Linked DNA regions of Homo sapiens: region 2 is linked to region 1. A link is a loop called in an ENCODE intact Hi-C map of the cell type or tissue named here. Cell type or tissue: CD4-positive, alpha-beta T cell. All regions are shown on one strand. Each heading gives the region's core, and the rest is flanking DNA. Links, peaks and the distances in the headings are about the cores only.

Region 1 (15,936 bases), core at 3,386-11,385:
AGGATCAAAAAACTACCTACTGGGTACTGTGCTCACTACCTGGGTGATGGGATCATTTGTGCATCAAACCTCACTGACAAGCAATTTACCCCTATAACAAACCTGCACGTGTACTCCCTCGACCCAAAATAAAAGTTGGAAGAAAAAAAAGACCTGTCCCATAATTATTGAAAACCAGAGCAATTGTCATTCCAAAATAATACTTTACTTTACAATCCTCTACTTAACCAATCAGTGATAGTCTTCAAGATCCTGCCTTATTGAAGCAAAACTTCCAGTTCTTATCCTAGATTTCATCTTTCCTCTTTTAACTCAGAAAGACTCACTCCCATCACATTGAATGATATAGCTCTCCCTTACATGTCAAGTAATAAACTCGACTTTGTTTTTCATTTCTAGGGATCTTCACATGCATTATAAATTTCCAAAAGGAGGATAGAGTATATGGTCTTTTCCAAGCTTATCCAGCTACAGACCATTTTTCTCAACGTGTCTCAGACTAGATCTCCTGCTGTCTTCCTTAAGGTATATCTCTAAAGCCACCTCTGTTTTTATCAGGACCTTATGACTCCATGGTATTCACAAATGACCAGCTAACTTGGGGATCAGAGTGTAAAAATCAAATATGAGAAAATATAAAGTATAATATAGACACATTTGAATGCAGATAATTATATACTTATCCAGGTATCTAATCTAGTGCCTGACCAAGTGGCTCACCACCAGGTCACTTAGAATTACAAATTCTTCTTGCAAGTCTAAATGACTCTAATTATAAAAATGTCATGTACAAATAGCTCTTCCAGAACGATTCACTTTCTATACTTGGTGTTCAGCCAGACTTGGATTGAATAACTAGGAGAGTGGAACTCCTATGCACACTTTCAGCTGAGCTCACTTCACTATTACTAATTATCCCTGCCATTTCTTCAACTTTTGGAAAATAACCTCTCTCTATCCTATTTTCCTAACAATTTTTGTAACAATAACCATTTTTCTAACAATTAGTTCTTTGCTCTGCATCAAATAGTTTTAAAGAAATAACCCAATGCCCTCCATATCTACTATTATTGCTTTAGTCCAAGTACCTGATCTACAGTAATAGCTTCCTAAGTTATCTCTCCTCATCCACTCATGGTCCCCTCCATTCTCCTCGGTGACCAGAAAGATCTTATAAAGGTGCATATCTAATCATGTTGCTTAATTAATAAAAAATCTCCAATGGCTTCCCATTAATTTTATTAATTTTATTTATTTATTTATTTATTTATTTATTTATTTATTTATTTTTTGGAGACAGCATCTCACTCTGTTGCCCAGGCTGGAGTGCAGTGGCACGATCTCGGCTCACTGCAACCTCTACCTCTGGGGTTCAAGTGATCCTCCCACCTCAGCCTCCTGAGTAGCTGGGATGACAGATGCATGCCACCACACCTAGCTAAGTGAGTGTGAGTGTGTGTGTGCATTTTTTTTGTAGAGACAGGGTTTTACCATGTTTCCTAGGCTGGTCTCGAACTCCTAAGCTCAAGGGTTCCACCCACCTCAACCTCCCAAAGAGCTGGGATTATAGGTGTGAGCCACCATACCTGACCAGCTTCTCATTAATTTCAGCAGTTAATTTGGCCTATAAGACCATTAGTCTATTAGGTCTGATCTCTGTCCACAATATCAGGCCTCACAAATTCCTCTATTGCTGTCAGACCGCAGCCACACCAGCCTCTTCTCAGTTTCTCCAGTACACCAAGGCTCCTTCCCATTTCAGAGCTGTGGTATACACTATTTCCCATTACTTCAAGTATTCTTTTTTACTCACCTCAGTAAAAGGAAAACAAAATCTTGGGACCCCAAACTCACTATGCCAAAGGGAAAAGCTATGCTTGGGAGCTAAATCACGCAAAAACTGCCTTCCTTTTTTTTTTGTTTCTAAACACATACTTTTTGTTTCTAAACACATGTGTTTCTGAAATTCCTTTTGTTTCTAGGCATATTTACTTTACTTCACATTTACTTTACCTCATAGAAAATGCAGATCTATGCATAATTGACTTTGTCCCCACTACTTTCTTTTCAGATGTAAAATGTGGATTGCTGAGCACTGGTCAGAGCTTCACAAGAATGGGACTTCTTGCTAGGTGCCTACCCTCCCCTTTTTCTTCTTTCCTCCTTCCTCTCCTGCCTGCTCTTTCTGCTTTAAATATTGAAGTCCTCTTTGGAAAAAGCACAGGCCACAGATCCTACTGCAACTTGTGTCTACTTTTCCACGGTGCATCCTCAACCTTGGCAAAATAAACCTCTAAATCAATTGAGGTCTGTCTCAGACACTTTTTGGTTTATACCCCATCTCCCAACCTCACCCCCAGGCTCATCCTGCCCAGGCATTCCACAGACTCAGTTCAAATGTCACTATTCAAGAAAGCTTTCCCTAACTACCTCTCTAACAGCACCACCACCAGGATTAGGACCTCCAGTAACAAGTTCTTGTAGCACTCTGTATTTCTCTGGAGAACTTACAATAATTATAATTAATTTAATTAATCATAATTAAATAACCACAGTTAGTGAATTGCGTAAGTTATTTAAACTGTTTTCTTCTTCCCCAACTCCTTCATATCATACACACACACACCAGTTGAAAGTTAGATCGAGAACAGATATTACGTCTTTCTTATTCTCCATTCTGTTCCATATACCTACCACAGTGTCTTGTAAGAGCAGTCACTCAAAAAATCATTGACAAATGAAGGACCAGCTAACTGCGCTGACAGAATTCTGATCACATCACATATGGAATATATCTTTTGTATGTAAATATATCCTCTATTATGTAAATATCTCATACTCCATGTTTTCCAAGTAGAAATTGATTACCACTGATATTAGATTAGAATCCCCAATTTATATCATTCACAAAAATAAATTCCAAATCTAACCATAAAAAGGAAAAGCAAAAAGTAGTAGAAGAACATACAGGAGAAGCCTTTATGACTTTGGTGCAGAAAAGATATTCTTAAATAAAACACCTAATTTGAAGCGGGGGAAAGAGTGTATCAGATTTGAAACTTTAATACTACAAAGTTAGACAATAATCTAGAAAGTTAAGGAAAACATTAATTTAATATTAATATTTAAAAATATTCAATGAGATTTATAGAGAAAAACATCTTATACACAGCAGGCTTTCATGAACTTAGTCAAGACACATAAAATTAATATATCTCTTGCAATATATACGTAAAATCATTAGGATCTAGGATACATAAAGAACATCTAACAACCAATTTAAAAAAACAAAAAGTCCAATATAAAAATAAAACTCACAGGAAAACTACAAATTACCAACAAATGTATGAAAGAAAGTTCAGTCTCACCATTAACGATGGGAAGGCAAAGTAAAACAATTAGATATTATTTTTGCCCATTAAACTGGCTGAGATTTACAATTCCGGCAACATGAGGTAAGGGCATGGATACAGGGAAAAAATCTTGTATACTGTTGTTAAGGGTGTAAACAGGTGCATTCATTTGGGAGGAAAACTTGGCAGTATTCATTAAAAGTGTGCAACCTTTGACCCAGCAATACTCTTTCTCAGTATCCGTCTCAGAGTACCATTGCATGTACGCACAAAGAGGGTGATCATTATAGCATTGTTTGTAATCCCAACAATTATAAAAACTTATGTTTTCAACAGGCAAATTGCTATTCAGACTATGGAATGTTATGCAGAAAGCAGAAGGAATAAGGGAGATTTTTATTTACCGCTATCAACAGATCTCCAAGGCCCACTGCTAAGAGAAAACAAATGGAAGAATTCAACATGAACACACAGGTATACACACAAGTACACAGAAAATAATACTATGTACTTTCTGTGGATACATATGTACACAGCACATGAAAATAAAAATATCTGGAAGATAAATACATTAGGGTCATAAGAACAGCTAACTTCTGGAGAGAGAGGAGGAAGCCAGGGTTGGTAAAAATGTCATTAGCGGCCAGGCATGGTGGCTCATGCCTGTAATCCCAGCACTTGTGGGAGGCTGAGGCTGGTGGATCGGGAGGTCAAGAGATTGAGACCATCCTAGCCAACATGGTGAAACCCCATCTCTACTAAAAATACAAAAATTAGCTGGGCATGGTGGTGCATGCCTGTAGTCTCAGCTACTCGGGAGGCTGAGGCAGGAGAATCGCTTTAACCCGGGAGGTCGAGGTTGCAGTGAGCCGGGATGGTGCCACTGCACTCCAGCCTGGTGGCAGAGTGAGACTCCGTCCCAAAAAAAAAAAAAAAGTCATTAGCTTTATCCATTGACAAAATCTCTTTTCTTCGCCAAACTTGTCAGGCTTCTGAAACTTCTCCTAGGGCTATCGGCGTACTTCCTTGTAAAATCTACTGTTAGCAAAGAACTCTAAGTCCTTTGGCAGGAACGCCCCCATCCTTGATATCTGACCATCCTTAATACCTGGTCAGTGTCCTCATCCTCCATCACGCCCCAGGTGATGTCTGATCAACCTGGCCTGTCTTCAGCAAGAATCCTATTAGGTTGACTTAGCCAGAATCCGCCTTAAGCCTGATGTTTCCCCTTAGTAATTTTCAATCCATCGACGTCCCAAACTCCAAAAAAAGTTCCTTGACTATAAATTCCCACTTGCCCATTCTGTATTCAGAGTTCAGCCCAATCTCTCATCCCTACAGCAAGACTTCATTGCAGTGGTTTCTTTACCTTTCCTGGTCCTGAATAAGGTCTCCCTTACCATGCTCTAACAAGTATCACTGAATAATTTTTCCTTTAACACTGTAATGCATTAAATGTTTAGAAGAAGATGTTTATGTATTATTTATGCACTTAATACCAATATTTTAAAATATTCAATGAGATTTACAGAGAAAAATATTTGGTACACAGTAGGCTTTCATGAAATGTATATTTCTCTTTGTATTGGGTAATTTTATGTGTCAACTTGACTAGCTAAGGGATGCCCAGACAACAGAAAACATTATTAGTCGGTGTGTCTGTGAGGGTGTTTCTGGCCAATATGGTGAAACCCCCTCTCTACTAAAAATACACACACACAAAAAAAAAATAGCTGGGCATGGTGGCACATGCCTGTAATCCCAGCTATTCGGGAGGCTGAGGCAGGAGAATTGCTTGAACCCAGGAGGCAGACATTGCAGTAAGCCGAGATCGCTGGGCGACAGAGCAAGACTCTGTCCAAAAAAAAAAAAAAAAAAAAAAAAGAGAGAGAGATTAGCATTTGAATCAGTAGACTGAGTAAAGAAAATCACTCTCACCACTATGCGTAGGCACCATCCAATCCATTGAGGGCCCAAATAGTATAAAAAGGCAGAGGAAAAGTAAATTCACCTCTCTCTTCTTGAGCTGGGACATCATCTCCTCCTGCTCTCTGGCCTTCAGACACCAGCACCTCAATCCCTTTCCAGTTCTCAGGCCTTCAGCTTTAGACTGAATTATACCACCAACCTCCTTATTTCTCCAGCTTGCAGTAAGCAGATGGTGGGACTTCTCAACGTCCATAATTATGTAAGCCAACTCCTTATAATAAATCTCCTTTTATATGTTTATACATACCCCGTGTGAAAGGAAAGTGATTTGGGGCCCCCAAAATCACTAAAGGGAAAATTCATGCTGGGAACTGCTTAGGGCAAACCTGCCTCCCCTTCTATTCAAAGTCACCTCTCTGCTCACTGAGATAAATGCATATCTGATTGCCTCCTTCCGGAGAGGCTAATCAGCAACTCAATGCAACCATTTGTGTCTTATCTACCTATGACCTGGAAGCCCCCTCCCCGCTTTGAGTTGTCCTGCCTTCTGGGTTCACACCTATTAGTTCTGTTTCGCTAATACACTGCCACTCCACCAAAAGTAACTAATCCTTTGGTTCAAACCCAGTAAACAGATCCCAGCAATGTGTCCCATGAAAAGGAAGTGGCACATGGCACGTGGAGAGTGGTGACTTACAGGGTAAAAGGGACAGAGAGCAAAGGAAAATGTCAAGTATGGGCAGAAAGGTCACCGAACGGACAAAAATGAACAAATGAGATCAGGGAAGACAGCCTGAAAGTAAAGAAATACGAAGCAACACTCAAAGGAAAAGAAAGAACAGTGATACCATAACTATTTTCTTTCTGAGCTTCTGATGTTCCATTCAGTTCATGTGCAATGTATCATTTAGTCCTCAGAGTAACGGTATTATTATGCCCGTTTTATATGATGCACAATAGGGTTCAAAGATGGAGAGATTCGGCCGAGGCCCTGCTGCTGATGGTGACTGCAAGAGCCAGTATTCAAACCTAACGCTGCCCTTTTCTACCATGTTGCAGCGGACAATGCAAAGAAAAAAAAATCAAGAAAAACACGTAGAGGTATCCAAATGAAAACAAACACACAAAAGATCAAAAACAGAAAAGAAAAAAGAAAAGAAAAAGAAAACCCTTGCAGAAGGTATGCCTGTAAATGAAAGGCCCAAGATGTTAATTTATTCGCTGCAGAGTGGAGTTAGGGGTCGCGGACGGCAGCTGTGGGGTCCGAGGCTTCTTCGCACTGGGTCCTTGGGGAGCACTGAGCCGCAACCCGCGGAGGGCGCATAGAGAGGATCAAACCTCCCACAGCCTAGAAAGGCTCCTACTCGGCGAGAAGGCGGGGCGAGCGATCGCTTCCGGTTCCGGGCGCAAAGGCCCCACGTGTTCCGACCCGCTAGGCCCCGCGCGGCTCGGATCCGGCGGCGCTGTTTCGGTCGGGAGTGGGTGGGAGAGAAGCCGGGGCAGGGGAGGAGCCGCCGGAGCTGTCGGAGCCGTGAGTCCTGAGTGGGCTGGGCTGGGCCGGGCCGGGCTGGACCGGGCCGGACCAGATCGGGCAGAGCCGGGCAGGGCGGGGAGGAGGGGGAGGGACCGGAGACCCCGCCCCCCAGAGTCTGGGGAAATCGCCGTGTCCTGGGGAAGGGGTGGCGGCGGTGTACTGAGGGTGCCGAGACGTTGTGGTCTCTGTGTTTCCTGGTGGCCGGAGCCAGTATCTCCGGGGACACGGATGGCGCTCCCGGCTTCCTTTCCTTTCCAGCCACCGCCCTCCGCCCCCTCCTGGGGCCTGCAGAAATGTAGTTAGTCCGTACCTCGTACCTCCTAACGCTTCCGCGCCAACTGTCCCCCCGGAACCGAGGGAGGAGTGGTCTAGGCCCCTTTATTTTCCGCAGCTTTTTCTTACCCCTCCTCTCAGATTGCTTAAGATCATCTCCGCGGGCTCCTTGCCCCGGCTAGCCCCATCTCCTTACACCACCAAGCCCCCCTCAGCCCCCCAGCACACACCCAGATACACTCACCCGTGATCTTGTCACCTGTGATGATAGTAGTCCTTGGCGTCCATTTGGCCAGAGGCTTTTCAGCTGCCACTGTGACAGACCCTGAGGTCCCCTCAAGCCAGTAGCTGCTGTCTCCACTTGCAACTTTCCTCTCCTCCCACTCCTAACAGCCAGTTTTGGCACCTCTTCTCAGCACCTGCGTTACTTTTAGCAGGAGTATACCTACTTCTTGAGTGTCTTGATTAAAAATTTGTTTTTGTGCCATGGATAGGCTGTGTTCCTTCAGAAAGGTGTCAGTCTAATTTTTGTTTTTCTGAACAATGAATGTTCTCATCTTCTAGGCGCTTTGATAACCCTGTCTGCCTTGGAATCTGTACTGACCTCCCCAGAGGGAGACTCTTAGACCCAGCCTTTCTTGAACAACCTTGGTCCTGGGGAGCAGCGCTAGATCCCAGGCTCTCAATTAGAGGCTGGGCTTAGAACTGTTGCTTTTTCTCTATCCACGCTCTGCAGGTGACACCCAGGGCAGCTACACTCAGAAGCCACAAGGAATGCTAGTGGAGCCCCTCATCCCTCCCAGCTTCTCTTCCAAGCTGCCCCGTGGGGCTTGATCCAGGAAGCTACTTCAGAAAGGTTGTGGGATAGCCTTGGGAGGAGGTTTGTTGGTGGGAAGCGTGTGAACGCGGAGCAGTCTGGGATAACTTTCTGCTGTTACTATCTAGCATAAGAGGGTGGGCAGGGTTGGAGAGAGGACAGGAATTTTTCCTCCTAGGACCAAACGCCTGGGATTCATAATCTTTCACCCTTTCTCCTCCAGCTATACCCTTTTTGTACTCTGTGTATATACTATATTGCAGTAGACAATCATTCCAAGGGTACAACAAGGTTTACCACAATGTGAGGGACTCAGCCATTGCAAATTGTACAGATGAGGTAAGTTACAGGTTTACATTTTTTTTTCCCAGTAAATTTGGCACAGATTTAAAATGTGAAACAGTTCTATACCCCTTGTTTTTGCTGTTCTCTCACCAGCAAACCCTTTAGTTTGGCCAGCAATGGCTTTCTGCATGAACTTCAGATTTACTTCATTTGCTAGGTGGTGGTTCTCAAACTTACTATAAGCACCTGAAGGGCTAGTTAAACGCATATTGCTGGGGCCCACCCCTAGAGTTTCTGGTAATAGGTCTGTGCTGGGGCTTGAGAATTTGTACTTCTAACAAGGCTCAGGTACTGATGCTGCAGATCTGGGTTCTTCACTTTGAGAACAACTACCTTTTGGCCAAATGTGATATATGTATTGCAGTAGGTTGAGGTTCAGAATACCTTTGTTTGAGTACTTCTGTGTTGGAAACTAGTAATCTGATCTTTTATAGATAATCACTTAGGTCTGAATATTTTGTTCGCAAAATTAAGAAAGCGTACTTAAAACAACTGAATGCTATATGCCAAATTTGAGGTGAAATATTGATAAGTTCTTCCCCTTGATTTTCTTAATTCTCTTGATAGGGGCTTCACGTTTTGATCAAAATATTACACCTGTATTCTGGGCTTTTGCTGTGAATTCCTAGTATTGCTAAAATTCTGCAATTTCTTAACTACCTGTTAAGTTCCTCAAGGTCAGAGCTTCTGCTTTTTTTATCTTTCTTTGCCCAGCACCTTGAATAGTGTGGGACACGTAATTGACGCTCAGTAGATATTTGTGTATTGAACTCCATCCCTTGTCCTCCTCCCCTCTTGATGTTTTTCTCTACTGGCCTTATGCTACACAGTAAAGCAGGGCATGATTATGCCACTTGATTACCCCCAAGAGATTGGAATAAATGCTTATGCCAAATTCCTACAGCTATCCCTGTGAATGGTTTATTACCCAGGAGCCCTGACACTGGCTGATTTCTGAATTTTCAGTGCTTCTGTAATATATACTAGTTGGGGGAGGAGAAATAGAAAGCTTAAACTCAATGTGCGTTTATTGAATACCTTTTCTACTAAGGGCTCCACAAAGTGGTAGGCACTGGGAATATAAAAATGAATAAGGAGACCCTTGCTCTCGAGGGCAGGGCCCACAGTGGGGAGACAGACGTTAAGCCATGCCCACGACAAGAATGACTTCTGAGATTCCTTCTCTGGATCATGATTTAGTCTTCAGTGGAAACCTGGTACTCCTCAGATTCCTCTGGTTCAACAGGCGGGGATCCCATCCCTTATCATCTCCTCAAATGCTAAAGGACCCTTGAGCAAAGCCAGGAGGAAGTCATCTAGACGTGAAACAGGGAGTATCCACACAGGCTGTGTTAATGACAAAGCTAAAAACATAGTAAATGACTTTTGAATTTACTGCTGTTATGAATTATCTATAGCAACACCTCCGGTCAGCTCTGTTATATATGTTATTGCGTTATTTCCCATTAAATGATGGTTCCTCTGACTATCTGATTGGCATTGACTATGTTTGTTGTAGAGATTGCATACATCTAGTTTAACTCTGGCTGTCAAATGAGAGCAGTTACTCTTATCAGGATGGGTGTCAGGTTTGATGTCCCCTCCTTTTCCTGCTTCAGGTTAATTTGTCATGTTCTGTTTTAAACTGAGACATATAGCTTGACCTCCTTTATTTAGGCCATTAACTGCTCTGGGGTAGTTTTCCTGAAGGTTAAAAAGCCTAGCTTCATGATGGAGGTTAACCAACATGACCATGATGGCCAGGTGTATAAATCTGGCCTCTTAAAAATCTGTATTTGAGGCTGGGTGCAGTGGCTCACACCTGTAATCCTAACACTTTGGGAGGCCAAAGCTGGCAGATCACTTGAGCCCAGGTATTTGAGACCAGCCTGGGCAACATGGCAAGACCCCTTCTCTATAAAAAATTTAAACATTAGCTGGGCATGGTGGCATGTGCTGTAGTCCCAGATACTTAGGAGGCTGGGGTGGGAGGATGGCCTGAACCTGGGAGGCAGAGATTGCAGTGAGTTGTGATCTTGCCACTGCACTCCAGTCTTAGCAACAGAGTAAACCCTATCTCAAAACTTAAAAATCTGTGTTTGGCCCCTAGCCGTCCTCAGCTCTTGAGTAAATCTCAGCATCCTAGGCTGTTACATTATGGCCCAAATATTCAATAGAGATGCTGTATATCCTTGTTCCTCTCAAAACCCCTCCTCATCACCATCAAAAAGCTGGTTCAGTTCTCTACCTTTAGATAAAGAATCATCCCAAGACTCAACATGAGCTGCCGTGACTTGTCCAAGATGACACCTCTTTACAATGTAGAGCAGTGGACAGAACACAGGTCACCCTCCGCCGAAGGCAACTATCTACTGTCTAACATTGCCTCCTAGGCCTGCCATATATAACCATCAAAAACAGTTTAGAATAAAGTGAATTGTTACAATTTTTATTTTTCATTTTTGTGTTTACATTTACTCTCAATGACATGTTTATTCCCACCTAATATCTTGAGGCTAACCACAAAATCTGCAGCATTTCCAGACAGAAGATACTTGTGACTTCCCTGTACTATCCACTACATACTTGACCTCTTTCTCTTTCTTCCTGTCTTCCCTTTCTCTATACCTTATTGTCTTTCTTTGGAACCTCTTGTAACAAATTTTGAGCCATTTCTCCCCTCACTACTCAAATATCACTTTTATGAAGGGGCGGGGGGGAAACTTAGGTGGCAAAAATATTTTACAGAAACAGTTTTAAACATGTTTTGAAGCATACTGGTCACGTGTTAGAAGGCCAAAAGCCAGGGAATTCATTCCCTTTCATTCATTGTGCTGTCTAGGTTAAGTTTTCACAGGACTTCTTGGTACACTGAGTTTGCCTCAGATTGTCTCCTGCCAGTTACAGGGAGTGGAGAGGACTTTGATATATTGGTAATTAGAAGCATTGCTGATATGGTCTTCGGTGGGAGAACCTGTGTCTAAGGTTCCTTCTCATCTGTATTCCAACACTTTCATTTAATCCTACTTCATAAGTGCCTCCAAAGCAAGGATTTTTTTTTTGGTTTAGCATGGTTTCTTTGATATAACAATAGACCGACCAAGATTTTCCTTATGCCATCTGTTTTTTTGTAATTATGATGCAATAGAGAACTGTTTGCTTGTTTATCATTTAAATCTTGCCTTCTTCCCAAAACGATTTCAAATAGCTTGAAGGAAAATGAATAAAATATATTGAGCACCTACCCTATGCCAGACTCTATACTGAAGGGTTTCTATAGGTTATTTCATTTACTCCTTAAAACAACCACATGAGATAAGTAGTATTAGCCACATTTTTGAGGATAAGACTGAGGCTTAGGGAAATTGTGTTACAAGGCTAATAAGCGAGGTCAGGGATTCGAGGTCAGGGATTCAAACCCAGCGTGCCAAGGCCACTAACCATTATGTGGAAAGCTTAGGTAAGCGCTTGTATATAGGACAATCAAGAATAAAAGAATATGTCCATTAGAAGGATTGTACTGGGCTAATCTTTCGTTTTAAAGAACAGCAGCAGCATTGGAAAAGAGCGGTTAACAGTTTTTATTAGCCAATTTCTATTCTAGAACACTGAGAGGAGCTGTTGACAGGCCCTGGTTAGCCCCAGCAAGTAGTTGTATTAAAATTACCAAACTATAGGCCTGCATTAAGGTATAAAATAAGAATGGGGACTGGAAGGGATATAAATATCTGCTAAATATAATAATTTCAGTTCTAATCACTATTTTCTTCTGAAGATTATTTGCCAGTACATAGGCAGATCACTGTCTCTCCTTTAGGTTGATGGTATATGACTACAGACTTTGTCATTTAGGGTCCAGAAAGATCACCCTAGCTAGTAGCGTTTTAAGGTAGAGAACTAGATATTGTTTCATTGCCTGTGGTTTTCTGTTCTTGTAAGAGAATTGAGCTTGGGTCTTCACTGCCACGTGACACCTTCAGATAAGGGGCAGAGACAGCTGGCCTGAGGATTGTACAGAGGTCTTACCTTGATAGCTCCTCTCCAATCCTATGCATCCTAGGAACACTCAAGACACTAGGTTGTATCTTTGCAGATACTGTTTTAGTGTCTTCTGGAACCAAGTCTCTTACTTAATCCTGGCCTGGTTTCATATTCTCTCTATTGTATTCTCTCTATAGTTTTTGTCTTACTCTGGAACTCTTCCAAGGACAGACATTGAAGAAAGGTATTAGAATAGCAAAGGCAACAAATTGCAAGGTATACTTATGGCATAGCACATCCCATTAATTATAGAATAAAAACACAACATCTGTTTTCTGCCTCTAATATTAAATCTTGACATTTGCACAACACATTTTAGTTCATAAAGCTCTCATATCTCAGATAATCACTGAGTTAGGAGACTGGTTATCTGCAGAGGGCTTTATCCTTTACAAGGGCTCTTGGGTACGTTACTTCACGAAACCCTCAGGGAAGCTCCAGTTTCTTGGGGATCTGGGGCCGGGGCATATGTCTTTGGATACCCAGTTTGGTGCTGTGCACAGCACTGCTGTACCTCCTATTCATTTCCCATCTCTTACCCCACAAAGACTCCTTCCTTCATTCCTTCTATTGCTGATCTGTTTTCCTTCATCTTCCTAGGCTGCCAAAGTAAATGCAAAACAAGCACCAGAAATCTCAGCTTGTGATTTCTGAAGGGCATTTTTAAATGGCAAGTTTGGTGTGGCACTGTTACATGTTCTTTTTTCTTTGGAGAGCAAAGCCCTTTGAGAGAGCAGGAACTCTTCTGTCAATGCATACGTTGTAGGATCCATACTGTGGAATCTCTTGTACCTAGTGCTGCGTGAAAACAATGAGGATTCCAAGTCTACTTCACTGGACGTCGGTTCTCAAACTTTTAAGATACTAGAAGTCCTTTTATTAAGCCAAAAGACCCTATGTATTAATTCTGTCTTCCAGGGGTAGGAGTTGGGGTGGGGTTTGGAAAGCTTTGTCTGGATAAATAATTAGTATTGTAGTTCCATTTATTTGATGTCTGATTTTGCGCTTATTAAAATTGATTTAAATCCTCAATGGAAAATGATTTTTTTTTTTTCAAATGCCAAGTGTTGTGTGACTTGCATTTGGATTATTCCCGGTGCAACCTGAAGATTCCTTGTGATGAGTTGTGGTTCCATCATCTTGGGAACCACTAAGAGAATTCTGTTTTACTCACAATCCAAACAATAAATGTTTTTTTCCCTATGTATGCCTTTATCCAGCACACAGTTTGCTAGACTTATGGATGAATATGGGTTAATATAACATGGTATCTATCCTTCTGGAAACAGACTTTTAAAACCTTACTAAGCATTCTCTGCATTCATCAAATGTGAAGTGAGTGCCTGGTGTGTGCCAGGCATCGAGCTGGGCACAGCATATCCCTGCCCTCAGAGCTTTACAGTCCAGTGAGTTCAACAGAAGATGAACAGTTTTGATGACACAAAAAATAGACACATGTGCATGCTGTGATAGGGGGAGATACAAGTTCCTGTGGAAGCATCATCTGGGAGGACCAGGGAAGGCATCTTGGAAAAACTGAGCTCTGAAAGATGGATAGAGTTAACCACATGAAGAGTGGAGAAGGGTACTTCAGACAAGGTGAACAGCATCAGGAAAGCCCAGGGAGGGTATAGAAAAGAAAGAACAGTAATTCTTGCAGTGGCTTTCAATGGGAGTGGCAGTCATGGAAGGAAGGAGAGGTAGCAGGGACCAGCTTTTGAAGGTCTTTGTGTATCACATTTTAAGAAGTTTAAATTTTAACCTAAGGTCACTGGGAAGCCATTGGCAGATTTTGTATGTTAGGAAGTTCACCACTCACCTACTTGGAGTATTGCAGGTGGAGCTAATGTGGATGGGCCTCCTGCCCATTATTAAATCCTGTTCCTGTCAGGAACAGGACAGCCCATGCTGTCTCTCCCTGTGTGTCTGTCTCTCCCTGTGTGTCTGTCTCTCTCTCTCTCTCTGTCTCTCTCTCTCAAAAGCTAAAGGAAAGCGCATAGGTTCCAGAAGGAAAAAGAAATAACCACTAGAAAAATAAGTATAAGCTGACTTTACCATGGCGCAGTGAGATTCCAAACCAAAATAAGGTTTCTAGGGATTGAGCTTTTAATACTGGTACTCCAACAGGGAGATAGGACTTGGGAAGCTGACGCTGTGTGAAAGTTACAGAATTAAGCAGCCTGCAAACCTGGACCTTTGAAAATCGTCCTACTGACCCAGGAAAAGTGCAAGGAAGTGGGTTCTCCAGAACCTTGGGTAGGCCAAACATTACTTGAAGGCATCGATCTAAATAATACACAAAAGCATTATTCAGGAACACCCTGAGAAATTAACATAAAAACTGATTTGGCCAGGCATGGTGGCTCAGCCTCTGGTAACAGTGCTTTGGGAGGCCAAGGTTGGAAAATCACTTGAGGCCAGGAGATCCAGGCTGTAGTGAGCTATGATTGTACTACTGCACTCCAGCCTGGGCAACAGAGGGAGAGTCTTAAAAAAGCAAACTGTCCAAGATCATTGAAACCATTAGCACTTAGGAAGAAACAAATGAAATTACATTCAAGGGGCTCACATTTAAATCCAGGGCTCTCAGGACTCCCAAAGTAAAAAGATGGACATAAAATAAAAAAATTACAAGCCACTTGAGAAAAAAATAAATCACCATGAGGTAGAGATAGCAGAGGAAAAATTACACATGAAGATCTAGGAATTAGGGAGCTATCCAAGATAGACTGTGAAAGTATGTTGCAAGTGACTGAGGGTAATGAAAAAAATGTCATAAGAGCATGAATTAGAAGCGTTTTGAGAAAGAATGAAGATAATGTGATCATTGACTGTAAACTCATTTGATGGGCAACAATAGATGAGACACAGCTATTAAGAGTGGATCGATAACCTTGAATGTGGATGTGAGGCAACTGTAGTATAGCACAAAAAGGTTGAGAAATGATGGAGCCCTTAAGCTGCTTGTGGACACTGGTCTGGAGGGGGACAGGACCAAGAAAACCAGTCATGGAGGTTGAACTAAGTCATCTCTCCAATGTATCCGTGCCTGTTACGTGCCAGTGCCGTTTAGGAGCAGAGGATATTGTAATTTTTTTTAAAGTTCCTATGAATACCTTCTAGTGGGTCATAATGGCTCAACCGGGAAATGGCAGTAGAGATGAAGAGATGGATGGATTCGAAAGACATTTTTTGGAAGTTGGAATTAACAGGATATGGTGAATAATCAAGAGATAGTAAAAGCATAATGGAGGAAACAATGGTTCTTCCTGTTACCATAGGAAGAAGCTTTGGAGTAGAGTTTTATTCATTTTAAATGCATTTATTGTGCACTTTATTATAGGTATTGGAGATTGATGGAAAATAGTCTCTGACCTCAAAGAGTTTCACAGGAAAGATGAGCGATGGCTATGTAATATGACCAATACTGGGATAGAGAGGTGCCCAGGTCACTACGGGAGGACTTAGGTGATTTCTAACTATGTCTGAGAGTAGGGGAAATGGGATCAAAGAAAACATCTCAGAAGACATGAAGCTTGAGCTTATGTCTTGAAAAATTTAAAGTTTAACCTAACCAAGGATAAAGAATCAGAAGAAACAGCATATTCAAAAGCTAAAGAACACGGGACTCTTGTGTGCTTTGC
Region 2 (15,936 bases), core at 3,336-11,335, 370 kb before region 1:
CACTGATTACTAGTTTCCTGGCAGCTAGGCAAATGAATGAAATACATTAGGTTAAAATGTTCCAGCATTTGCCAAAAGAATCAGACAAGTTTATCTGCAGAATCAAACCTTTTCTTCAAATCAAATAAATGGGAAATGTATCACATGGGCCTTAAGTCTTTAATTACAGCTTTGAAAAAAGTGATACTCACATGGACAATTTTTAGGTTGACAATTTACAAGTGTTGAGAGTATAAGTATTATACCCACCAAGGTAAGTCTGTCTGCTTTGGGTGTGAATAACTCGCTGATAGTCCCCAGAAGAAAGGGAAACACTGAGACACATGTTGGATTCTATTATCATCATCCAAACAATGGTGTGGGGGTGACCACAGGAGCCCAGTCTATCTGGCCATGTTGTCAAAGCCACAGCTGTGACTATTTTTAGAAGCAAGTGAGGGCTGATACAGGAATTGAAATGCTAGTATTGAGATAGAGATGCAATGAGAATGGCTAGGTTAACTCCAGCTTTACAGAAAATATAAGAGGCTATATAATTAAATTCCTTTATCCCATTTTTAAGAAGCAGTTCCAGGATCATAGATTTATATTCTCAGTAGTCCTGGGATTTGGTATGACAATAGAATCTGGCTCAGTTTAATTTCTTCTCCATAGGATATGCCAGACACCAAACTGGCTTCTAAATAAGATGGGTGTTGCCCATCAAATATATGATAGGACACTAGTTCAAAAAATAACATTTACACAATCCAGATGTCTGGATATACGATGGAGGAGGAGCTTTTGTGATGAGCAAGATTCCTTTCCATTCTCAGAGACAGCTGGTTTAAATGGAGCTGGTGCTATATTGAGGAGTCAGAAAGGGTGGCATGAGTATGATATGGGGTAACATATTTAACCTGTTTACAACAATGCCAGATGAATTGTAAGCGTTATATGTGGATTATCTACTATAATTTTAGCCTGGCTCAAATTATTTTCACCTCCATGAGTCTCAGCTTCTTTGTTTTCAAATGAGGCATTTCAAACTTTAGCTCCTCTGCTTGCTAGCCTCATGTCTTCCTCTGAAAAGTCAAGGTAGTAACACCTACGTCAAGATTATTTTAAGCCGGGGTATCCAATCTTTTGGCTTCCCAGGGTCATATAAGAAGAAGAATTGTCTTGGGCCACACATAAAATACATTAACACTAACAATAGCTGATGAGCTAAAAAAAAAATCACAAAATAATTTCATAATGTTTTAAGAAAGTTTACAAATTTGTGTTGGTCTGCATTCAAAGCTGTCCTGGGCCACATGCAGCCCACAGACCATGAGTTGAACAAGCTTGATTGTAAGAGTTAAGTAATATAATGTACTTAAGGAACTCAGTTTAGGGCTCAACTCAGATTAAACCCATAATAACCAATATTATAAAATTATTTGTAAATTTTATTTTTATACAATTTTTAAATTAAATTATAAATTTAATTTTAGAAAAACATGTTCTTAATATCGTAAGTACATCTGTTCTAAGTCTGTAAAACAAATAACATACTGTGTTTTTGTCATATATCTGTAGGTTTCATTTGGCAGAACTCTGAATGGTTTCAGTGAGACAAGCTGCCGCTTAAAGCTGTCATTCGCTTCCTTGTGTGGATGAGAACAGCAAGTCATCTTGACTAAATATACGACCTGGGAAGCAAGACTTGAGCAGTCCTGCTGGAAGGGATTCACAAGACTGTAAAGACTGTCCCTGATGTCCCCCCTTGGCCTTCAGACCTGGTCATGGGGACTAGATGAGAAAATCTGCATAGGGGCCAGGGGAACTTCTTAGAAAAACAGGGACTGAGATCTCAATCCTTACCTTTTGAGATCCAACATTATGGAACTTTCTCTGGTGAAAACAGTCCTTTGAAATAATCTTAACTGACACGTAGGTCACTGTTATGGGAATATTTCATGGACACCCAAGGAAATAGTCACCATAAGGAAAGGAAAAAGCAGATAACTAACGTACAAAGACAGAGCATGGAGCTTCGTGGAAGAGGAGATGGTTACAGCAAATCTGGTGGAAGCTGGGAGCCCCTTGAATGACCTTAGCATGGAGAGCTTGCCCTGAGGAAGAGTGGTTGAACAAGTGAGGGAAAACTAAAAAGTTCAATTTGTGAGCTCAAGTATGAAGCTACTTTGGAAGCAAACATTAACAATGAGAGAGTAGGGTACTCTGTAGAAAAACAACTACAGGGAATTTTCTTGACAACAGCTATAATTGTAAAAACAAGAGCCTAAGCCAAGCCGTCCCACTTTGAATATGATTGTCACCAAGGACATGTCCATTCCACCATGTGTAAATGCTTCAGAAGTGGCAATAGCACTCCAGTCCTGTGTCACCGAAACTCAGAAGCATGGCAGCCCAGGAAGGCCCCAAGAACACAGCAAACTGACATGGGTTACACCAATTTAAATTCCAAGAAAGAGTGCATGTACATTAAGGAAAATTTCAAAAGTAATAAACATTAAAAGAAACTAAGAAACTAAAGTTATTAAGAAGCTAAACTTAGTCTTAGAAATTAAGAAGCTAGGGCAAAACAAAAAAGTTTTGGAGATGAAGGGTGGTGATGGTTGTACAAGGTGAATGTCCTGAAGACCACAGAACTGTACACTTAAAAACAGTTAAAATGGTCAATTTTGTTACATATATTATATCTCGAAAAGAGAAAAAAACTTCAGTTGAGACTGCATGTAGCTGTGATGAATCAATCAATAGAAATTATGTATTAGATAAAAAAGAAATTAAGAACTTTCTTAATTAAGAATTAAACTTAGTCAATCTAATCACAATGACTACTTGCATTCTTCCTGTGTTTTAAAATGTTTTTCCTAAAGCACAGAGTATTTTATAGTGGTAATCTGTCTATAACTTACTTTTCTTTTACGTAACATTCTTTGGAGGTCATTTGTCCAATTACTTCAATCTGTCAATATACACTATTTTAGTAGCTGCATATTAACTCATGAAGTATACCTAGCATAGCAAATTTAGCCAATAAGAGACATTTTGATTGCTTACTAATACTCGATATTATTAAAATGGTGGGGGACATCTCAGTGCATATTTTTACTTATATATGGATTTACTTCCTTAGGCAAGATTTCTAAAAGTGAAATTACCAAAGTTAACATTGATTTAACACATATGGCCAAATTTATCCTCGAAAGGTTAGTTCACTTTTTAGCACACTCACAACCTTAAGAAAACCTTTTAAAGCATGAGGCATCAGATTTGGAAATCGTTGATAATTTGAAAGGTGAAAATGTCACATGATTATTTGGATGTCTGTCAAGACTGATCATTGCCACATGTTTATAAACTGGCCATGTTTTCTCTTGTAAATTATCTGTTCCTGGCTTTTGCCCAATTATCTACTGATCTACTTAAATTTGCCTACAAGACATATCACATGACAGTCATTAAACCTAACCATTTTTGCATGACATAGTGTAAACTATTTCAGTGTTTCACATGTATTAACCACCCCTGGAGGGAAGGAAAGAAAAGAGAGTAATTCGACAGTAATTCCAAGACAGGGAGTTGCCCCTTAGGGGATGACTACAAAGGAAGAAAGAAAATACCTGGCTTCATGTTAGGCATCCCCATCTCCAAAACCACGCTGGGGGTATGCACCTCATTGTAGTAAATCAGGAGTTCCACGTCCCGATCAAACTTGTGTCCAGCAGCCAGGGAAACCTGAGTGGAGGACAGGTAAAGGAGCCACATTAGAATCATAACTTCTTGCTTCTTGGGGCTGAGGTTAGGGCGCAGTCCTCCTCCATAAGACAGCATGACTAGGAACAGAGGTGAGGCTGGAGAGAAGGCTCTGGAGATTAAATGACGATATGCAAGGAGCATGTGGGACCCCCTCTGGGTTACCACTTGGGAAGAACTGGTTGGGGACCAAGTCAAGACTCAAGCAACAGAGGTACTGACAATAGCAGTATTCTCTCATTAACTACCTGAGCAGAAGTCTTGTCCTCTCCTAGGTACTCGGTAGGACTCAAGGGGCAGTTGGATTGGACCTTCTCAATGCCATGCTGGGAATCTATGGTGGCGACCATGCTGAGTGTGTAGGGCAGGTCCTCCACAGGGACTATAGGAGTCTTCACATTAAGGCAACTGTCCTTAGACGACCCTATAAAAGATGACCTTAGTTCTGTTTTCCTTGCCAACACTTTTTATGACACTCTCAACCTTAAGAAAATTTCCCCATTTATGTCACCCACCACTAGAATTCAAAGGGGAGAGGTACTCACCAGAGAACTGGTATCTAGGATTCAGGACAGCTGGGAGCACAAAGCGCAGAGCCCCATCTGCTTCCAGAGGCAGCTCCTGCACATACTTCAGGGTGACTGCCGCCTTCGACCCAGGTTGGAGGTTACCCACATTGCAAGAGAAGACATCCCTGGAGCTGCTGTCCCCCTCCAATAAGAAGGCCTGGTGGCCCTGGGAGATGGCTTTCTCATAGTTGGTGCGGGCCTGAGAAGCACAGGGCGAGGGATGGGAAAGAAAGGGAACATCCAAGGTGACATGGCTGAAAAAGAGACGAGCAGTGCAGAGCGACTGTGTGATTGGTCTTGTCTAATCACAGCTATACTCTGAATGCCTCTGATTGATTTCTTTCCCCAAATGATTTTAGAAAAATGGCAGTTAGAAAAGAGTGGAAGAAAGAGCTTTCAACATCAGCATGTTTTGTGAAGGTACATTTAGTAGAGATCATAAAGAGTATGCATTAAGGAAATAAGAAGGGAGGAGGTAATGTAATAAGAAGGGAGGAGGTAATCTCTACTACCTTCATCTTGTCTTGTAATTCTGCTACAATTTTCTTCCCATCCACCAAGGCCTCAAAGCTGTAAACAGCAGAGTCTTCATCCATGGGGAACACAAAGAAGGCCTCCAAAGGAACTTTCTCCTCATTCTCGTAGTTCAAAGTTGCAGACACACCAGCCACAAACTCGTAAATGTTCACGCTCACAGAGATACTCTTCAGCGGCACTGGAGATAGACCAGAGTTCAAGTTCATCAAGCTTCAATAGATTGCCTCCTTGTAGATCAAGCCTTGTGATAGGTGCCAAAGATTCAATGGCAAGTAAGAGTCACAAATTAGGCTTACCTGGCTCCCGGTGGAGGGTGAGTAGGCCACAGAAGTGCACCATGGTGATGCAAGATTTCTGCAGAAAAGACATATCACAAACAGAGGACATGTTGGAAGTTATCTGTTCAAACACCAGTACTTTATGTGCCTTTCTCTGGCATAAGAATACATTCAAAGGGTTAATGTTGGAGTTAGGAAGTTGGAACCTTTAAAAAAAAGGAGACAAAGATTTCAGTCATAAGGGTCCTTTTAAATGGCAGTCCCAGGTGGGGAAGGTGTAAGATTCACTGGTATCTACTAAACAGGAAATCTCTGAAACACCCTGAGGCTGGTTCAAATACCAATTCCACTTTCTCAAAAGTGTATTTAATTCACCACTCCTTGGGCATATGGAGTAGGTGTCACTAATCCCTCTGAGCCTCAGTATTTTCTTTCCAAAATGAGTAGTATAATATCCACACATCGTATGTGAATTAATACATGTGAAGTCCCTACAATAGCACATGGGCCATAGGAGGCATTTAATCAATGATGACAGACATCACTATTGTCCCTATTATTGTTGTTACTGTTAATCAATAAACCTCTGCCACCATTCACTTTGGATCATGGCATTCAGAGACGCGCTGCATGTGAGAAGCTGTGTGATTCAAGATGGACTCCTGCCACAGGCCATTTACCTTGTGGCTTTTCTTTTGGGACCCAAAATTAAAAGATACGAGTATATTTGTTTGTATCCATCCAAGATATTCTAATATATTTAAATATTATATAGGCACATAGCCTACATTTGCACCCCCACTAAACAGCACCAATAAATCAGGCTTTTCATTCCATATCTGTTTTTATTTTGAGAAATTGGATAAAAACTGAGTGTGGCAAAATGACTCACAATTCGACAGCAACGCAGAGGACAGTGGCAGGTGTGAGGAGAGGAGAGGATGCTCAGAAAAGGGCTTCTACGCAGACCTCTGACCTGGGCAAGTTCTCTGGTAGAACAGGCTGGGCTGGGGGAGGGAAGAATTTCTAATAACACATTAAGCAGAGAGCCTAAAGCAGGAGACTCACACAGGAGTAAAACAGCTGAAAGAGAAGCTCTCAGGCTGGGCAATACTCACCAAGGTGGCTAGAGTAAAAGAGAGAGAGACGCAAAGGGCACCCCTACAAGGAAATAGCCTTCGCTTCCTGATTCTAAGCTCAGAACAAATCCTCCGTTGAGGAAAACTTGCTATTCTGCACCCTTGCCCCCACTCTTCCCAGTACAAACAAAATTAGTTTGGGTCAGAATTAGTTCTGTCTCTCAGGATGGCACTTCAGAAAGGCAACTTGCAAGGCTTAGGTAGAGACTGGCCACCAAGCTGAAAGCCATGAATCTGAGGCAGCTGGGAGAATACAAGGCTTCCGGCCTAGCCAGGTAGCTGCTTCAGGAATGCAGAGTCCCAGCACCAGCCGCTCAGCAGCTAGGAGGGTGGGAGGGGAGCTGGGTGGCACCACCGGCCACACACACCCCTGCGGCCTGTGGCAGGGGTGAAGTGGAGAACTCGGAACCAGACAAGGAGGAGATTTGGGGTAAGAAGTGGGGCTTGGATAAAATCAGAGATTGATTTAACCTTTCCATTCAGTCCTAGATTTCCAATGTCCACGTATTTACAGAAGAGACTGCGTCGGTCTCTTACATTTCTATAGAGAAGGGCTTAGGGGCTGCAACTGATTGGAGTAGATGAGGCTTACAGCCTCATTTCCTCAGCTTACACTATCCTGAAACTGAGAAAACATCAATTGTCTATATCAAAGAAAGAAAGCGGGAAAAAAAGTAAAGTAAAAGAGAAGGAAAGTAGGAAGAAGGGCCTTGAGATTAGGAGATGGCTAAATCCCTCCTTCAACCTCCAAAAGATTCCCCTAAACTGCCAAACTTGCAGGAACCTTCCTGGGGATCATACATCAGGATGAAATCCTCCACCCATGGGGCGTGCAATTCAAGGAGCCCCTACAAATTTGGGGACTGGGGAAAGGGAGCTAGAATGTGGAGCTCTCAGTCTTCCAGAGCAGGGGTTGGATCCAGGCCCTGCACCGGTAGCTTGGTCCCCTACCTTCCTCTCCTGCAGCCCGGAGCGCTCTGAGTCACAGCGGAGTGAAAACAGCTGCAGTCATAATTTCCGGAAAGAACCGCCCCCTTCTAGGGACCGGTTATAAAGTAGCGACTACAAGACTAAGGGATCAACGGAAAATTATTGAACAAATAATCGAACTTTCGCTTGTTTGTATCAAAGGAAAAGTCTTCGACTTTGGAACGTTTGGTTTTTTTCTTTGCTCTTTGCTAAGGAACAATCAGAGAACAGGCAAAGAGGGCAAGGGAAAATGCTGCAACAGGAACAACAACAATGACATTAAAAACTGCATATTTTTGTAAAAGCTTAATTGCCAAAGGCTTACTGTGTCCTGGGCCCTGTTAATCAAAGCTTTATGGAGATTATATCATTGACACCTTATCTCTAATGTGAGTCATTTTCCCCCAAGTTGCCCCTCCCCTACAGCAGGGGGAAAGATAAGGAGATAGTGCAAGGCACACACATCTGCTCTAATGAGAGAAGCTCTAGCCAGGGAAGCCCAAGTCTTCCTGTCATGGGTCGCTTATGGGATCCTGAAACCAAATGTTTGGGTTAACGATGTAAGTAACTGAGAATGTCTATGCTCATTTACCTGGCTAAAGGACATTAGAAGCGATCAAGGTCCCCATGGCTTCTCTATTTCAAAACAACCTATTAAATCTGAGACTTAAAGTGTCATATTGCTGTCGAGAATCTATAGGATAAAGAATACATGATACATATGGAAAACACAGCTTGATTTTGGTCTCTGTGATGTATTTTTTGTGGATATACTTGTTATATACTGGTTATATACTTGTTTTTGTGAGATATTTGTTATATACAAATAACTCTCCCCAAGTTATTTGTTCTCTCATCTGAAACGGGGATAATGACAAACCTCCACTGATTGTTTTTGTGAGATCTAATGAATCTTAGTGGCTATAAAAGTTTTATATATATATATATATATATATATATACACACACACACACACACACACACACATTTATATACTTTATATATATACACCCACATACACATTTATATACATGGATGTGCATGCATAGATGTATATATGTGTATATATGTACACCCATGCATGTATATACAGTTACATGCATGTAATATATGCATATATAGTAAAGCATAATATAAGCACAAATTCTATTTTATCAGTACTAGGCCCTACAACCATGTTTTTTACATGTACTGAACTAATTATGAGAGGAAATTATCCTTTTCTCTGGAGAGAAATCATGTCTGGTATTGTTCCTTGTGACTGTGCCTTCTTTCCATTGGCCGAAACATCTGAGCAACAAAAGGGAGGAGCTGGAAACGTGGGCAGAGTTCATCATCTGATCCTGCTGGGCTTAGAGCTTAGCACTAAAAGTCTGCCACAGACCAGGCATGCAGCGTGGTTAGAGGGCACTGAATCAGGAAACACACAGAAGTTGCTGGTTGTTGAAAAAACAACTATGTGAAAATTCCCATAACCTAGCACAATATACACAATTAAACCGATATAGATGAGATATCTTCACTTAAAAGTCTGTCTTAGTGTTGCCAGGCATTCCTCAAGGTTGATTCTCACCTTCTTTTTTATACTAACAGGAACCCCAAGTTTCACAATGTCTATGACCATTCAGAATAAAAACATTGCCTAGCCTCCCTTAAAGCTGGTGTGGCCTTGTAACTAAGCTCTGGCCCATAGGGTACAAGAAATAAGTGCAACACCATGTCATGCCCTTTCAAAGAAAAGAGGATGGCTTCCCATTCACTTTACCCTCTTCCTGCTCATTGGTGTGAATGCAGGTAACTGAACCAGCTTGAACCATAAAGACTAGATCATAAAGCCTGGAGCATTTCCCCTAAAAATGGAGAAGCAACAAGACAGAAAGATCCTGAGCCCCTGAGACTCTCATAGAGCAAGCCACTGTATCATCACAGAATTTTACAGGATAAAGTAACAAATTTCTCCATGGTTTATAACAGCTCTTTGGGTCCTTATCTTACCCTAATACATTTGATTATGATTAATTAAAAAGTAGACTTTTAAGGAAACTATCTTCTTCAGAATATGAAAAGCACATTTGCTTATAATGGAAATAGAAATCTGCATATTATGAGAACAATATCCAATTTATTTTAGCGCCCACCACTGTAACACATGTGCCCTGAATTATGCCGGTGTGTGTTGATTATGTTGATCATAGTTTGCTACTTATTTTTCTTCAGTTCTTCTGAGAGCCATTTCCCTTCCTGAAATAAAAAGGCTGTTTGTCATAGAGTGCTTAGCATTGGTTCAGAACAGGCTTTCAATAAGTCGTTTCGGTCATTGTCTCATTTCTGTTATTCTCTTTCTTCAATGTTCTCTATCATCATGGAGTTTTAAGTGTCCAGTTCTGCTTGTTCTCTCTCCTCTGATGTTTCCATAGCAATTCACCTAAAACTTCCTGCCGTTTTTATCATACTTGAGCCCTTTATGTGCTCTTAAAATTGTAAACCTTTAAGAAAGTAAGTTTTTAAAAGTCATGAAGTTATTTGTTTAATGAATAAATACATACAAATCCCAGTGGTTGTATATACGCTTAGGTCTTGTGATTGCAATCCACTATAGATACTGGAGAATAGATTTCAAAAGCTCAAATAACAAATGCTCAGACGTGCACAAATCTTATAAGCATTTATTACATATTGGTGATAACAATTATAATTAATAGGTATAATTTTCATATGATCACCGATAACTTGGAAATTAAGTGTTTGAAGATATCACAGACAACCTGGGCTCAGCAGAAACTTATCATGAATGAATGGATAGATAGAGTGAATTTAAAAATATGCATAGTACTATATATTGAGTTCCTATTTGAAACCAGTGCTAAGTGTTTTACATAGTATGTCAAACTACATTAATTACAGACAGGAATAATGTCTGTGATCACAAATCACTTAGTAGTTTGTCAGAAATTTCTTGGATGAGAGTGACCATTGCTTAAAAGTAACAATTTTCATCGATTACAAGCAAATATGCTCCTGACAAACCCAAAGCCTAGACAAATGCCAAAGGGGATAGGCAGGATGCAGCTCAAGTGTCTAAAAATCTATGAGGGCTTGTAAAGAACATATATTGCTCATCCAGAGGTTCGGAAAATTGTAGAGAAAACAAGAAACCAGGTTCTAATTTATCAGGATCTACCTCGGTCTGTCACATAATTAAGTCTATGAGCTTTAGATTCAGTCTGGGGCTTGAGTCCTACCTCTAGTTCTTAATAGTTGTATAATTGTGAGAAAGCAATTTAACTACTCCGAGTCCATGTCATCATTTGTAGAATGAACTGATAATACCTAGTCTATATGTATGTTGTAATCATTAAATGAAATAAGTTTTAAGGCATATGTCACAAGTTGGCATTCTCTAAATGTTAGTTCCACTTTCCTTTTGTTGGGTTGGCCAGCGGAATTTTGAGAATCTGGAAAACTATATGCCACTTAGATTTCCACATAGAAAGGCTACTTTCATGAAAAGGATTCTGAGATTTCTTATACTTTTTCTAAATCTGGCAACATTATTTTAGTTTTGGTTTGGTAGTTTTTTCTGCTCACCATCTTTTGGTTTTAATTACTCATCGTTAAAACAAACAAAACAAAACCACCATTGTTTTTAAAAAACCCTCATCTTAAAATTGGGAAGGAAAAGAGGAAAAGAGCAAGTGGGGGGAAAAGCAAAAGGAAGGATTCTAACAATGAAATTAAAGAGGTGAGAAATCTTTGTTTATCCAATTTCAAGAAATATAAATCTCATGGGTACACAGTATGTCAGAAAGTTTACAAGCATTATCTAAACACTCAAAATCACCCTGTGAAATACTATCATAACTGCATTTTACACAACACAAAGTGAAGGCTCAAAGAGCACCAGGTACCTGCTCAAGGACATATAGCTAATGAGAAACAAACTTGTTCTTCGCACTCAGAACCTTCTGGCTCCAAAGTGAGTATTCTATTCATTATGTTATAATTTCTTCCACAGCCATAAGAGGTATAGGGATGGGTAGAAACTGGAAAAATGACAGATTTGGTAGGCCAAATCCCTGAAGTCTGCACAGAACAAAAGAGACTGATGAGATATCTACCCAAACCAGAAAAATAGGGTGGTCAGGAGGGATCCACAGCTCTTTGATTCCCAGTTCCTTTAAAGGGTATCGTGATTACTGCATCCTGTTTGCTAACTCCTAAACTCTTCCAATATCTGCCATTTAATTGATCCCTGTGCTCAGAGGGCTCCTGCTCCCTGTCTCAGAATAGATCATAGATGAGGCTCCAGGGGACTATGAGACCATTTAAAATTCCACAAAGGTAGGGGATATTTTCACTTTCGCTAACTCTGAGGAAGTCATCCTAGGCCATAGGGCAGCCATCAGATGTATAATATCTTCTGTATGGTTCTGAATGAAAAAGAAAAAGCCGTTTGGGGTCTGCAACTGGAGAACTCAAACCCAACTCCTTGGCACGCTGAGAAATGAGATGTTTGGGATGGAGAGCCCCATACTCTATAGAAGAAACAGAAGACAAAAGAAGGGTTAAAAACATTTGTGTTCCTTAATTGAGCTGGTCGTGATCCTTGTGACTATGTAAGTATTCAGAGCTTCTCCTCAACTTCCTTAATTTTTACTTGTTTTCCTCACTCCAAAGACCTGAGTAGCAAGAATTGTTAGAAGAAATCACCGTGAAGTGCTTCTTTCTCATTCTATATGGCAGCCAGAGTCTTTTCCTCCACTCACCTTCTCATACAGCATTTAGGAATGTATTTCTTGATTCCTTTCCTTTTGTTGTTACTAATGAATTCAGCATCCATCACATTCCAAGCCCCACAGAGTTGCTTAGAATTAAAATTTAGTTGGTTATATTCCTTGACATGGAGAAAATAAATAATCTTTAGCAGACAAATATATATATAACAGACATTCTTCTGGTTCTCTTCCTAATTCTCTGAAGGATATGTACATTTCTTCTTAAATGACTCCCTTTCCTTCTCCTTTTCCTAAAATGTAGTATTTCTCAATGTTTGGCCTCCAGTACTATTTTGTCTTGACTACACCAATCTCTCCTAGTGATATCATTCAGGCTTAAGACATTGACTATCATTTTCATTATTATTATATGTACTATGGGGAGTCCCATGCTAAAGAGTTTTCCAATCTTCTTTAGCATGGGACTCCCCATAGTAAATATAATAATAATGAATATTACATATTCATTATTTATATATATATTATATGGACTCCCCACAGTAAATATAATAATAATGAACTATTATATAACATCTTATTAGGTATCAAACTCTTTCATGAACATCACCATATTTAATCTTTACAGCGATTCTGTAAGATAAATATCTCAGTTAATAGTAACATGAGTGGGTGCTTAGTATAAACCAAGCACAATTATAAGAACATTCCACATATTCAAGAAGCACAATTATAGTGTAGATATCAAAATACAGGTGGGTGAAACACAAAGAACTGTCCTATTTTACCTGTATTGTCCCGCCTTAATTATTAATCGTGCTCCCCTTTGCTCTTAAAGTGTCCTAGTTTGAATGATAATTTTTAGCTGCCTAGTTAAGGTTTAGGCTACTGGTGCAAGGAATACTTTCTGCTTCTGTAATGATGGGAAGCCGAGGCTCAGAGAATATAAATTACTGGCCCATAGTCACACCACCAAGTAGCAGAACTTGAGCTTGAATCTTTAAACCTCTGATTTAAGTTCTTTTTAATATTCTATGATGTCTCTTTTCTAGACAAATGTTTGGATTTGAATAGAATCTTCTAGGAAAGCTATATTTATTTCTATTATGGTTGCAACCCTAAATTACTATTTAAATTATCATTCTCAGTTCCTCATTTCTTTGATGGCTGTGAACCTGTCTGGTTGTGGGTCTAGAAATGGTGAGGAACTTAAATATTTAAAATTTTAAAAAATAATATTTGAAGTTATAAGGACAGAAATTTCTTAAAGTCATGGTTAATAAAATCTCAACCTGAAATGGTATCGTTTTCATGAGCTATTTCTCATAGATCTCCTTTTCTTTGAATTTTTATCTTACAGAAAGTCATGTTTATATTGTACTGCTTTCGAGTCAACAGCTGAGTAACTCACATTTCACTTTGTCTATCACTGATACCATGTATTAGCATAATTCATTTTTGAACGATTGGGAGGGGTTCTTTCTTGTGGGGTGTGGAGGATGCAGGAGGCACTTAAGCCATGGTTTCCAATCTCCTCTATCACATATATTATTTTTGCACCTCAATATAATTCAGAGGAGACCTCCATCAGTGCTCAGGGGTATTTTCTAAACACTTCCCCAAACTGTGAGTTACTTAGCATTAGCTGTACTCATGCTGATATTAAGTCAATACATTACAAGAATATTTTTACCCTTGTCAGAGTAAAGGACTAAGTAAAAGTTGCTGGGCATCTGAAATATATCAGACACCCTATTAGATGCCTTATATTACATTATCCCATTCAGTCTGCCAAACAACCCTTAGAATGTAATACTATCCTTATTTTGGAGATAAGCAAATGGAAGTCATAGCAGAGTCACAGAATTAGTAAGCAAGAGCCTAGATGTAAAACAAAATCTGCCTGGCTTAAAATCTTGTCTTTCCTTATCAACATTGCCTTATTGGCTCCTCTCATCCAAGCAGAGAACAATAGAATTCTCTATCTTTTTCAAGGTTATATCAGGAATATCATCATATGTAATCCTTACACAATTCTGTGAGGTAAGTATTATCTCAGTTAATCAAAAACAAACATTAGTGGATACTCACTATATACCAAGCACAACTATAAGAACATCCCACATTTTGGCAATATTTTCCCATTGACTTGATCTTGATTTCCAACATCAAACTAGTTTTTCCATTTATCCCCTAGATTTTCTTAGTTTAAAAGTCACAAATTACACTCCACTTTTCTGTGCTGAGTTATTAAACGTCTTTTTCTAGGAATGCATTAAAATAACTACATAGCAGTTAACTCTATTTGTCCTCTGTTCATTGAGCCTAACTGAAATTGTTCAGAAACCTCCCAAGATACCTATGTGAAGAGATGACTAATCCAGATCATGGAGGCCACCCAGTGGCCATGCACTTGTTCTTCAACAACTAAGGCACACATACAAACTGATTTCAGATCCAGATGATCCCCCAGAGGAAGAAGACAAAAGGATCCTGGGGTAAGGAGGTGGGGTAGTGGAGGGGAATGAAGAATACTAGCTTTCCCCCAACAAGAAACCCCAAAGGACCCCAAAATTCAAAGAACCCAATACAATAAACAGAATCTCTATAGACTTGATGCCTTAAGACAATAATAGATTGCATCAATTTCATTAATATGTTGTGATAACACTTTTCCAGATTTGATTATCACATGATCTAAGACATAGGATCTAAAGCTGGTACCTAAGGTTGTGTGAATAATTTTGTCCTATTTAAGATATTGTTTACAATAACTCCTTTTCACATTCTTTAGTTGTTGCTGTGACAGAACTTTCCACTAATCATAATTTTGTTCTTTTCCCTCTCTTCAGAAAGGTCCATTTGCCTTCCTTAACTCTCCTCCAGCAAGAGGTACTTATGAGTTACAGCAATTTCAAAGATATTCAAGCCTCATCCTATCTCTCCTAGTTCAGCAATTAGATACTCTACATTTCAATGAATATCTAAATTCCTTTTACTAGGCATGTATCTGAAGCCAAAAGTAGGCTGACTATAACCATTTTTTTGCAGGGGTTAAGAAAAAAGACTTAAAATAGTCGAAGGACCAAAGGAATAATTCTAGAGCATCCAAAAATTTGATCGAAATAAACACACTTGTTGGGTGCTGCTACTTCTTAAATCCTAGTGATACAATGATGAGCAAGAATAAACATGGTCTCTTCATAGAACTCACAGTCAGATAATATCCATAAATTAATTTCCAACTTTTCATTCATTCATTCCTCTAACAAATATTTAAATTCCAGCTATTCAGAAGCACTGTGACACGTGCTGCAGATTCAATGACAAATTATAGGTACTACTCTCAGGGATCTGGAAGTCTAACAGAACCTGAACTCAATTCCTTCAGTACTTCCTGTGTATATATGGATGATATTCATCTATCTTACCACTTCCATATTTTTAGAGGCTAAAATTATCAATCAATAACTATTACTTATAAAGAGGATCAGAGAAATTGACCAGGAATTGTAAGTAGAGATAAGGGCAATTATTTGTTTTGATATTTGGGAATATCAAAAATATATATATCAAAAAAGTAAAAACTGAAAATGAAAACATCCTTCTTGGATGATTCACAAGAGCCTTTGTATTCAAGCACTGTCATATCCCAGCGGCAGTTACATGTTCTCAGCCTATACAGTTACCTCTTTCCCTTAAAATAAAACAGTCAAATTCATAGAAGCTGTGCGCAAAATGATGGTTGTCATGGGTGGGCAGGGAAGACAGGGAGACCGAGTTACTAATCAATGGCTCTAAAGTTTTAGTAATGCAAGATGAGTCTAGAGATCTGCTGTACAGTATTGTCCCCATATTGTTAATAATAATATTGTATTCTATACTGAAAATCTGGTAACAGAGTACTTCTCATGTTAAGCGCTCTTACACAACAAAATAATAAAAAAAAATTTTAAAGATAAAA

What was found. Hi-C counts contacts between places; a loop is a spot of excess contacts. Peaks named below come from ENCODE experiments on the same cell type or tissue, not always from the same donor. Only the 100,000 strongest peaks of a DNase experiment are listed, where the experiment ranks them.
Region 2: it touches region 1 in a loop (3-fold over the local background); 4 of 110 quality-filtered maps call a loop at or near these places.

The regions. Positions count from the first base shown.
Region 1 is chr11:123,732,426-123,748,361 of GRCh38, reverse strand. ZNF202 (zinc finger protein 202) reads left to right here and starts at 6,702. Exons shown (of 9, transcript NM_003455.4): 1 at 6,702-6,813; 2 at 7,826-7,945; 3 at 8,170-8,245. RefSeq lists enhancers at 5,520-6,117, 7,107-7,316 and silencers at 6,707-6,756, 6,797-6,926. In CD4-positive, alpha-beta T cell, for the core only: no CTCF peak of the experiment used is centred there; a DNase peak (open chromatin) is centred at 6,671; H3K4me3 peaks cover 2,180 bases; H3K27ac peaks cover 1,461 bases.
Region 2 is chr11:124,106,768-124,122,703 of GRCh38, reverse strand. VWA5A (von Willebrand factor A domain containing 5A) reads right to left here and starts at 7,254. Exons shown (of 19, transcript NM_001130142.2): 1 at 7,222-7,254; 2 at 6,024-6,138; 3 at 5,150-5,207; 4 at 4,829-5,031; 5 at 4,293-4,515; 6 at 3,996-4,171; 7 at 3,615-3,729. The coding sequence starts at 5,192. RefSeq lists a silencer at 14,288-14,582. In CD4-positive, alpha-beta T cell, for the core only: no CTCF peak of the experiment used is centred there; a DNase peak (open chromatin) is centred at 7,273; H3K4me3 peaks cover 1,598 bases.